2 separate regions of the Homo sapiens genome follow, and region 2 is linked to region 1. The links are chromatin contacts, found by Hi-C or POLR2A ChIA-PET in ENCODE. All regions are on one chromosome and are shown on one strand. Each heading gives the region's core, a stretch centred on a gene start or an enhancer-like site at or near the end of the contact. The rest is flanking DNA. Distances are from core to core; before and after follow the strand shown. Region 1 holds the start of MAP6D1 (MAP6 domain containing 1). Region 2 holds the start of EIF2B5 (eukaryotic translation initiation factor 2B subunit epsilon).

What was found. A loop is a pair of places that touch in the nucleus more often than their neighbours do. ChIA-PET counts read pairs that join two places held with the same protein, here RNA polymerase II (POLR2A). Pooled maps may share reads with other maps.
Region 2: a loop to region 1 is called in a pooled map, with 4 times the contacts of the local background. The contact joins the promoter of EIF2B5 here to the promoter of MAP6D1 in region 1. A Hi-C loop is called at or near these places in 2 of 50 pooled maps. POLR2A ChIA-PET finds 5 or more read pairs at or near these places in 3 of 52 experiments (H1, WTC11 and activated T-cell).

Annotation. Positions count from the first base shown.
Region 1 is chr3:183,821,263-183,828,378 of GRCh38, reverse strand. It overlaps MAP6D1 (MAP6 domain containing 1), which reads left to right and starts at 2,802. Exons shown (of 3, transcript NM_024871.4): 1 at 2,802-3,232. The coding sequence starts at 2,832. It also overlaps a transcript of PARL not described here. RefSeq lists silencers at 2,595-2,944, 3,005-3,074, 3,095-3,224.
Region 2 is chr3:184,133,670-184,137,433 of GRCh38, reverse strand. It overlaps EIF2B5 (eukaryotic translation initiation factor 2B subunit epsilon), which reads right to left and starts at 2,076. Exons shown (of 16, transcript NM_003907.3): 1 at 1,854-2,076; 2 at 698-822. The coding sequence starts at 2,048. EIF2B5-DT (EIF2B5 divergent transcript) reads left to right here and starts at 2,173. Exons shown (of 2, transcript NR_183721.1): 1 at 2,173-2,898; 2 at 3,156-3,764. RefSeq lists enhancers at 1,727-1,796, 2,117-2,176, 3,046-3,687 and a silencer at 1,867-1,976.

The sequences.
Region 1 (7,116 bases), core at 1,553-4,052:
GACATCTGCTAACAACTCTGCAACACAGATGAGGCAAGATGCGTTTTCCAGAGATGGGATAGGAGGCTGAGTTCATAGGGACATTCCCTCTAGAGCCCAACATTAATTCACATCGTGCTTTGGGCAGACCAGGCAAAGAGGCAATGAAGACATCTCTGTGTCCCTGCTTTGTGACTGGGAAAAAGTTAGAAGTCCCTGTAGCATCTCCTGGTCCCTAAAACCCCTCAATGCTGGAGCCTCTGTGCATGGCCTGGGGAGGCCAGAACCTGGCTGTGGCCGGAGAAGCCTTGCTGTCCACAGCTCCCTCCTGATTGCCCACGAGGGTGCTTCACTTTCTCCTCTTGGCTTCTCTGGGGACCCGCGATCACTGCCTTCAAGGCCATGCACTCCCTGGCCCGTGGGCCTCTTGGGCTGTGCCGCCTCCACTGGCATCTGAAGTGTGGGGTACCTAGGAACATGCCGTGGCTGCCGTCTCCCTCATTCCATACACTTCTTGAGTGGGTGCACTTGCTGAAGCCTCAGTTATCTGTGAGGATTCTGAGCTCCAGACCCACAGAATCTCTCTGTACTCTTAGTAAATGTGTCTACTGCAACACACGCATGGTTCCAGGCTCTGGGACCACCCCCCCGCCCTGCACAGGCCCCTCAAATAGCACTCGGCTTAAGGAGTGACACGAGCAATCGGTGAAGTCTGAAACCCGGAGCCATTCGAGATCTCCCTCTCTCGCCTCTTATTTCTAGAATTCAGCCCCTCAGCCTTCCCAGTGCCTGTGACTCCGTGGTGGTCCTCACTTCTTAGTCCCTGGACTGTTGAGCCTGTTCTTCCAGCTGGTCTCCAAAGCAACCCTGTGCTTCTCCATATGCCTGCCAGAGTGCTAAAAACATGTCTGTCATTCCTTTGTTGTCACCTGTGAAAAACTTTTATTTATTTGAGACAGGGTCTCTCTCTCTCTCTCTCGTCCAGGCTGGAGTTCAGTGGTGCAATCATAGCTCACTGTAGCCTTGAAGTCCTGGGCTCAAGCCTCAGCCTCCAAGTAGCTGGCACTGCAGGCACACACTACCACGCCTGGCTAATTTTTAAAAGTTTTTTGTAGAGACAGGGTCTCACTGTGTTGCCCAGGCAGTTCTCAAACTCCTGGGCTCAAGCAGTCCTCTTGCCTCAGCCTCCCAAAGTGCTGGGATTCCACGCATGAGCCATCTGCACCCGGCCATATGAAAAGCTAAAATTCCTTAGTGTGGCCACCAAGACCCTCCATGGTCTGCTACCTCAGCTGAACCCTCCTCCCCCGTGACCTACATTCCCACCTGGCCCAACCACCCTCCCTCACAACAGGTGGCGAGTCCAGCTTTCCCCAGCCTGCCTCCCTCTCATGCTGACCTGGCCTTGTCAGTTCAATTACACTTCCTTCCGTCCCTCACTACCACACTAAACCTCCTGAAGGCACCCAGAATTATTCCTAGCACATAGCAACTGCTCTTTGACTGTTGTTTGATCAATGAAGTAATAAAAAGAGAGCTGCTCTCTTTTCCTGCGAGATGGAGAATTTTAGTCCCAAGCGCCATCTGCCAGGCTGGCTAACCCAGGGCCGTGGCGGACAGTCCACAAAGAGTTCACTCTGACCCGGCCCCTGTGTGTCATTTTCCAGGATCTCCCTCTACACCTGGCGCCTCGCCTGCTGCCTGCTGGGACATGGCCTGGCCTGCTCAGCTGACCTGCTGCCACTTCTAGGCAGCCGTCATGTCACTTTGCTACAACTTCAAGCTAAGACAGGCAATGTTTTGGGAGATGAATCTGTTTTCTGACTGGCCAGGGATGTGCTGCAGTCCCCTCCCAGGCGCAGACTGGATACCTTCCAAGTACAACCTTGAAATGGAGCTCTGGGTAATTAATGCTGTCTCAGTAGTGTTATTAGTAATTGGTCTGCAGTGTATACCGAGAGCATGTGTCAAATATTCAGAAAAGCGTTTGTGGGTGGTCAGGGAGTTGTTTGAGACGGTGTCCTGCATTGAACAGACCTGCCTTTACGCTGGAGGATCCCTCAACAGCTCTGCCTGAAAACAGCCATGCATGCACAGGAGGAAAGGAACTTGATAGCCTTGTGGCCAGTTCTGTGGCCGCTTTATCAAACTAAAGCTTTTGCAAATGGCCATGCTTTAAAATTAGGAATTTCAGAACCCAGGGAAAGGTCGATTGGTGGCTAATGCCAATTCTAATGAAAAGTGGATTGGTTGTCACAAATGTAGACTAGCATCCTAAAGGCAAATAGGCGGCGACTCACAGGCTGACTGAAACACGTGTTCTCCGGGAAGCAGGGCCCCGAGTCTTCTCTGACACCCTCATTGCTGCACCTGCCCCTGTGCCCGCGGAGTCCATGCGGTGCAGCCTGGCACAAATGCAGCAGTCGCTGGGCGTCCCGAGGCCACATGGAGAACCTCCCGGCTGGCGGACTGCTCCCAGCTGCGACCATCGGGCCCTTGGCCTCTGCGAAGCCGGGGCCATTTATAAGATGACACTGAGGGAACTTTGGATTCAATTCTGAGGCATTCTTCGAGATGGACACTTGTAAATGAATGCAGGCGGTTTCCGGTGCCCCCTGGCGACGGTGCAGCCTTTCCCCCATCCGCGCTCCCTCCAGCTCCAGCCGTGCGCAGCCGGCCCCGGCCAAGTGGGGCTGCCGCCGAGTGCGCCCCCTCCCGGGACGCCCACCCTCGTGCCGGGGGGCGGTGCTGCGGCGGCGCGGGGCGGGCCGCGGGGGCGGGGACGCTGGGCGCAGGAGGCGCGGCCGGGAGCGCCGCGCGCCGGGAGCGGGGCGGCGGGCGCCGGGGCTGGCATGGCGTGGCCCTGTATCAGCCGCCTGTGCTGCCTGGCGCGGCGCTGGAACCAGCTGGACCGCTCCGACGTGGCGGTGCCGCTCACTCTGCACGGCTACTCGGACCTCGACAGCGAGGAGCCGGGCACGGGCGGCGCCGCCTCGCGCAGGGGCCAGCCTCCCGCGGGCGCCCGGGATTCCGGCCGGGACGTGCCGCTCACTCAGTACCAGCGGGACTTCGGCTTGTGGACCACGCCCGCCGGGCCCAAGGATCCGCCGCCGGGGCGCGGACCGGGGGCGGGCGGCCGCAGGGGCAAATCCTCCGCGCAGTCCTCCGCGCCACCTGCGCCCGGCGCCCGCGGGGTCTACGTGCTGCCCATCGGCGACGCGGACGCGGCTGCAGCAGTGACCACGTCGTACAGGTATGGGCTGGGTAGGGACCGCAACGAGTCCCCACCCTGTGGTGGGAGGACGCGGAGGCCCGGAGCCAGAGGGATGGGGTGGGCGGCAGAGCGGAGGCGCCTGGAGCCCGGATCCCACGCGACCTCGGAGCTGCCGGCGGCCTCAGAGGTCACCCCCGTTTGGTCCGTGGGCACTGCAGGCGGCGCCTTCGCTGCTCCATGCCCGGACTCAGTGCTCGAGCACCCCCGTGCCGGGAGCGCACCGCTGCCCTCGCAGCCGCCCTCCTGGGGGCAGCCGTCAGAATGGCCTGCCTTCAGCCGAGTTGGAACCGGCCTCCCTTTAACTCCCACCGCCGGGCCTAGCCGTGCGAGGGGTGCGCGCAGGCCATGTCCCCCAGCTCTCTCCGGTCACTGCCTAGTGTGCGGGCGTTGGTGGTGAGGACCGAGCGCAGGGTCCCGTGTGGGTGAGCCCTTCAGAGTCCCACTGTGACAGGGGCTTTCAGGGAGAACGGGTCCGCGGGCCCTCCCCACCTCCCAGCCCAGCTCTGCTCCTGGACAGCCGAGGGCTTTCTCCCTTTTTTCCTCTTACCACAAAAGTAATTCATACTGTAGAAAAATGGGAAAGTACAGAAATTACAACAAAATACGTATCTCCTTGATCCCTCCCCAGACGAGTTCTTTCTACTCCGTAATGTGCATTTGGTGCATATGCACTGATATATTTTTACGTGGTTAGATTCTTACTGTACACTTTTTTCACCAGTTGTAGAAGTCTGTCCGTGTTACTACATGTTCTGCAACATGAATTTTAATAAACGTGCAGTATTTTATCCTATGGATATGCCTTTATATCTTCAAGTTTTATTTATCTACTTCCTTACCATTGACTATTTAGGGTGTTTCTAATGTGGGACTATTAAAAGCACTACTTTTCCTTTGATGCAGCTATTTCACTACTAGGAATTTTCCCTACAGGTATCCTACAAGGTAGGGTGGGAGCTCAGGAGCGTAAGATAGGTGGAGACATTGTACAACAAACCCCTTGTCCTGCTGATGTAGGGAACTGGTTAATTATAGCACAGCCATGAAATGGGATACTGAAACCCAGCGGATCTTAAATATACGCATACCAAAAAAGCAAGGTGCCCAGCAGCACGTAGGCTATTTGTGTTTTAAAAAGGGGTATTAATATACACACATATGCTCAAATAAGCACAGGATGCCCTGATGGATGTCTGAGGAGATGGTACCGTTAGGGAGAGGAACTTGATAGGGACTGCCAGGGGTGGAAGGCTTTTCACTCTGCTCTTTTGAACGATTGCTTTTTTTGCCTTTGTAACATGTCCATGTATTGCCTATCTTTTTAACTTTTTTTTTTGGAGACGGAGTCTCGCTCTGTCACCCAGGCTGGAGTGCAGTGGTGCAATCTCGGCTCACTGCAATGTCTGCCTCCCTGGTTCCAGCAATTCTCCTGCCTCAGCCTCCCGAGTAGCTGGGATTACAGGCTTGTGCCACCATGCCCAGTTAATTTTTATTTTTATTTTTATTTTTGATTTTTTTCTTTTTTGAGACAGAGTCTCGCTCTGTCGCTCAGGCTGGAGAGCAGTGGCGCCATCTTGGCTCACTGTAACCTCCGCCTCCTAGGTTCAAGCAATTCTTCTGCCTCAGCTTCCTGAGTAGCTGGGATTATAGGTGTGTGCCATCACGCCCAGCTAATTTTTTGTATTTTTAGTAGAGATGGGGTTTCACCATGTTGGTCAGGCAGGTCTTGAACTCCTGACCTCATGATCCGCCTGCCTCGGCCTCCCAAAGTGCTGGGATTACAGGCATGAGCCACCATGCCCGGATGAGGGACTCCTTCTAAAAGCTAAGCCAGCCAGGCATGGTGGCTCACACCTGTAATCCCAGCACTTTGGGAAGCTTAGGTGGGAGGATCACTTGAGCCCAGGAGTTCAAGACCAGCCTGGGCAACATAGTGAGACCCTGCCTCTACAAAAAATAGAAAATTAGCTGGGCGTGGTGGTGCCTGCCTGTGATTCCAGCTACTTGGGAGGCTGAGGTGGGAGGATCCCTCAAGCCTGCGAGGTCGAGGCTGCAGTGAGCAGTGTTTGTGCCACTGCACTCCACCTAGGCAACAGAGCAAGACCTTGCTTCAAATAAATAAAAGCTAAGCCTCTGCTAGAACATCCCTAGTAAAGAGGAGCCCAGCGCCATGCAAGTCAGCTCGCTCCATGGGCAGACTGTTGTAACTGACAGAAAGCGCTTCCTTCCCGGAGCTGAAGCTGTCTCCCTGCAAGCTCCACCCCTTGCCCTGCTCTGGTGCCTAGAACTTCAGCCGCTGGAATGCGCTGCACGCTCAGGACCCCTGGCCTTCCAGACTCTCCGCTATTCAGGCCCCTCCAGCTGGCTAGTCTAGGGCCTGAGCGCTGCGGCTCAGTGTTGCCCACTCCAGCTTTGGCGGCTCAGCTTGAGGACGTGTCAGTGAATGCAAGACCCACCCTGCAACCACTGTCCCCCAGCGAGTTCCTTACAAAGTGCCGACCTATGAGGGAGCCTCCTCCTGGGGACATGGAATGTTCTTTGTGTCTTGATAATGGTGGTGGTACCCAAGTGGTTACATTTGTCAAAAGTCATCCAGCTGTATGTTTTTAATGGATGAATTGTATGGTTTGGAAATAATGCCTTGATACAGTTGGGTTTTTGGGGGGTTTTTTTGTTGTTGTTTGTTTTGTTGTTGTTGCTGCTGTTGCCCAGGCTGGAGTGCAGGGACATGATCTCAGTTCACTGCAGCCTCAACCTCCCAGGCTCAAGTGATTTTCTCACCTCAGCCTCCCGAGTAGCTGAGACCACAGGTGGGCACTACATGTGGGGTTTTGTGTGTGTGTGTGTGTGTGTGTGTGTGTGTGTGTGTGTGTGTGTGTGTGTGTTTTAGAGATGGGGTTTATGTTGCCCAGGCTGGTCTCAAATTCCTGGGCTCAAGCGATCCTCCTGCCTCAGCCTCCCAAAGTGCTGGAATTAAAGGCATCAGCCACTGTGCCCAGCTTGGTTTTTAAAACTAATAAAATTGGGGGGATAAGTTCATACTTTTTGGCTCTTTAATTCCACAGTTAGGAATTTATCCCAAAGAAATGATGATATGAACAAAGATTTAGCTGTAAGGATGCTTATCACAGAAGTTACTTTTTTTTTATTTTAAAGTTAAAAAGAGGCCGGTCGCAGTGGCTCACACCTGTAATCCCAGCATTTTGGGAGGCCGAGATGGACGGATCTCCTGAGGTCAGTTCAAGACCATCCTGGCCAACATGGTGAAACCCCGTCTCTACTAAAAATATAAAAATTAGGCCGGGCGTGGTGGCTCACCCCTATAACCCCAGCACTTTGGGAGGATGAGATGGGCAGATCCCAAGTTCGAGACCAGCCTGGCCAACATAGTGAAACCCCATCTCTACTAAAAATTAGCTGGGCGTGATGGCACGCACCTGTAATCCCAGCTACTCGGGAGGCTGAAGCAGGAGAATCCATTGAACCCAGGAGGTGGAGGACGCAGTGAGCCGAGATAGAGCCACTGCACTCCTGCCTGGGCAATAGAGCGAGACTCCATCTCAAAAAAAAAAAAAAAAAAAAAAGCAATCCCTCATCTGTGTGGAACATGTGGTGAGTGAATGTCCTGCCGGGCCCTCCCAGCTCTGGTGACGGTGAAGGTACTAGCTGTCGCCTTCTCTGCTTTAACGCACACCAGGCTCAGCACTCCCTGAGGTTAGCCCCCTGCAGCCTTCGTGTAGTGCTTGCCGTCCCCATTCTACAGACAAGGAAACTGAGTGGCTGGCACAGCTCTGAATGGCAGAGAAGGGAGTGGAACCCGTGTGACTTGCCCCAGAGATCAAATTTGTAGCCCCCATGGGTTT
Region 2 (3,764 bases), core at 827-3,326, 310 kb before region 1:
GTCTTGTTTTATGGGTTAGGAAACATGGTTATTTCCTCTCCATACCTTGACCCCTTGTCCCTAAACATCAATTTGAACTCAAAATCCTGCTGAAGCCTAGGGTACACAAAGTAGCCTGGGAACACGCTTCACGTCAGCTTTCCCCTTCTGCAATCCATATAACATTTAGGAACTGTCTGATGGAGACCATGCTAATGTCCTAGTCTTTACATCCTGGACTTCCATAAGCAATGCGATTCCCTAGTTTTCAAGATTTCAACAAACATGTAAGTGCTCACTATATGCTTGGGACTGAGCTAGGCAGTGGGAATACAAAGATGACAAGGAGCTCATTTATATCCTTGAAGGTGAGAACAAACAAGATTTAGAAACTCAGTGGGAAAACAAAGATGTTATCATTGTAACTTCCATACTGAAGCCATTAAATAAAAGCAAAGTCCACTGGCACCAAACTTTATAATGAGATTCAGAAAAAACCCAAGTTTATTCTTTAATCTTTGTCACAGAAAACCCAAGACAGACAGATACAAAGTTTCAGCTGCTCACCTCCTGATAAGTGTAGAAAATACCCTTAGAACTTACAATGACATCTAAGTAGACACATTTTTCCCCTCTCACATTTCCCCTTAGTTACATTCATCCTGAAAAAACTGGAAAAAGATGGCGAAACATGGAAAGAAAAGTTGCAGGGCCTTACAGTAAATGTTCTTTGATTTGAGCAGCTTTCCAGCAACAAAAGACAAATGTTTCCTGTACACCTGTGGCAGTCAGGAATTCCAGAGTGTAGTCAATTAATGCCACATTGGCCAGGGGCAAGAGGACCTGAAGGATACAAGATGAAAAAAAACTTGAGGTCTCGAATCCCTTTGGGTACCCCACTGCAACAATTTTCACTCCTCTATTCGTATTTCCAAACAGTGTAATTTTGCTGTATCTTTCCAATTCAAAGATAAACAGGTTCCTGCCTTTGATGTTCATGCCATGCTCTAAGCCTGAGTCTGAGACATTGCAATTTGGGGATGGTAAGTACAGAATCTATGTGCCTTGTATCAGACACAGAGCTGTGACAGAATGGCAGTTCACTGCTGGCAAAGGATAATACTGGAAATCAATCATATTTCCATAAATTTAAGCATTGCTAAGGCCTTCTTCCCCATAAGATTTCCTTCCTTGATCCCTTTCTAAGTGTCAGAGGTTAGCCATCTCCCGTCACTTGTCAAAAATGAACAGCCATTAGGCTTTTTCGAGGGAATTAGAGAGGATTTTCCTTAAATCCAATGCAGTTCCCTCTTTCTGAACTGACTGCTGAACGACCCAGCTGAGTCCAATACCCCATTGTCTAGACAACTCGGGGGCTGATGGCAATCAACCACTAAACCCATTTTGTCCTTTCGACAGATAGCACCGGCTATCATTAGAACCTGGAAGGAAAAAAAAAATACACTGCCTGAGATCTAGCCCGCTCTTTTTAAGGCATATTACCGCCCTTTCAGAGGCAAAAGGTCGTTTCTTTTCACCTAAGCAACCGTCATCGGCAAGGTTAAAAGCGGCGCAGCCTCTTCTAGGGGCACTGAATCCCCGCGTGAAGGCTTCTCTCAAGCGCTGTTTCTACATTTAGCTCTCTTCATTCCTTTCAAACCCGAGGTGGACAGCATTACGAATGCCCAAATCTGCCGGCCACTAACTTGGTCAGCAGTCATCAGGGTTTAGACAGTCCCTCTGCATCCGGTTTTAGGATAACAGCATAGACGCAGGTCCTTCAAGGGCATGCTGTTGTAGTTAGCCGAAATGAGAACTTGCTCCAGCCCTGCCACCCTTCCTGCCCTCTGGCTGCTCGCGTGCGCGGCGCTCACCCGAGGCTGGTCCTTGGAGATGGGGAAGAAGCGGCGATCGAAGCTATCGGCCACCAGAACTGCTTGTAGGGGCGGCGGCGGTTCCTCCTCCGCCCCTCTGGCTCCCCCGCCACCGCTGCCTCCCGGCCCCGCGCCGCTGCGCTTGTTAGCCCGACTAACCACCACACCAGGCGGCGCCACTACAGGGGCCGCCATCTTCTTCTCTCACGGTCACCACTTCCGCAAGGAAGCTGCCACCGCACGCAGTAGGGGACAAAAAGGATCCAGCACTTGAAATGCGATGGACTAATTAACGAAGGGAAGGAGACGAGGAGGGAGCAGTGCGCATGCGTCTTCCCCGGGAGCCCACAGGGGTCTGAGGTTGATCCCGGAGGCGCGAGGAGTCGGTACGGGTCACGGTTGTCCCGGCCCCTGAGGCGCAGGGTAGGAGTGGGGTCCCATAGATGTCAGACTCGGTCTGCAAGTATCGTCGGCCTTCATTTGTAGGTGAACAAGCCGAGATTCTTGTGGCGTGATAGGACTTGTGGTCGCCACGAAGGGGCCAGCTCCATCGGGAATCTGTAATCGCCCAGCAGTTTCCCCGCCCCGCGCATGTGAAATATGTAGCCCTCCGTATTCATTCTAGAAACTTCTGGGAACCCAGCGCCTTGGGGAGATAGAACCGAGCCAGATGTTCCCCCGCTGCGAGGAACTCAGAACCTGCATAAATAGAGAAGGTGGCAGGCATATAGTAGGGAGACCAGTAATTCCATTGAGCGCTGATTTTGGGCCAGGCACGATACAAGCATTATCTCTGCAAAACATCTTATTCATTCGTTCAGCAAACGTTTCTTGAACTCTCAGAAGGATGAAGGAAGTTTACCCAGCTAGTAAGTGGAAGAACTGGTATTGGAACCCGATCTGTCTGACTGCAGAGTTCCACAATCTTGCTGCCAAGTTATGTGGGGATAACAATGACTATTTTATGTCATCTATTCATTCTTCCAGCCTATCAGCCTCCTGTGTCTTAAGCAGAGTGGAGACGGGGGTGGATCCAGGCGCACCAGTAAGTTGTACTGGAGTTAAGCAGTAAGCTTTCTGGGCAGAGGAAAGTGCGGGCGTAAAGGTCCAAGGCTTGAAAAGGCGCAGCAGCACCTTTTTCTCTTTGGGGAAAGAAGCGGTGGCTGCGGGGAATAAACCAACTCTGTAGAGGGGCGGGGCCGTGGGAAAGCGGTGGAACGGGGCAGGAAGGCTGGGCGTCATTTGGGAGGCAAGGAACTTTTCTGTAAGGCATAGCGCCCTTTCTGCACGGGACCTGTCCAGGTTCCACGCCACAGGCTTCTGCAGTTCCTGCAAACTGTTCCCATCCCGCCCCGCGTTGCACGTCGGGATTTGGAGTTCGCGATGCTGAGAGCTGTTTCCACGTGGCGATTCCGACTTGACCCGTCGTGCTCCGGCGCCCGCCTAGGGGGACCGAGGAGTTTGTCATTTCTTGCCTCGTTAGGGTGCGGAACGAAAACCATTTGATTTATCCTAGAAAAGGAAAGGCTGAAGCCAACTAAGTAAAAGTTTTCCATTAAATGAATGCACGTTGTAGAAAAGGAATGTTCAACTGCCCTACAAATCCAGAGGTAGAAATGGGGGAGGGGAGAAGGAATTAAATAGGACACACACACACACACACAAACACACACACACACACACTCTTGGGGGGGTGTTTGGGTATGGAAAGTAGGTCCGATTGCAGAATTTATTTTAAATGATTCCCGCAACCTTGGGAAGTTGGGAAGTGGTGAATCCGCTGCCGAAAGGCATTTGTGCTTATGGTAAATCCAGGTCTTAAAATTCTGTAGACTGGTAGCTATATGGATATGATTTTAATAGACGAGTTTCAGGAAGACTCTCTCAAACTGTTTTTTGTTGTTGTTGTTT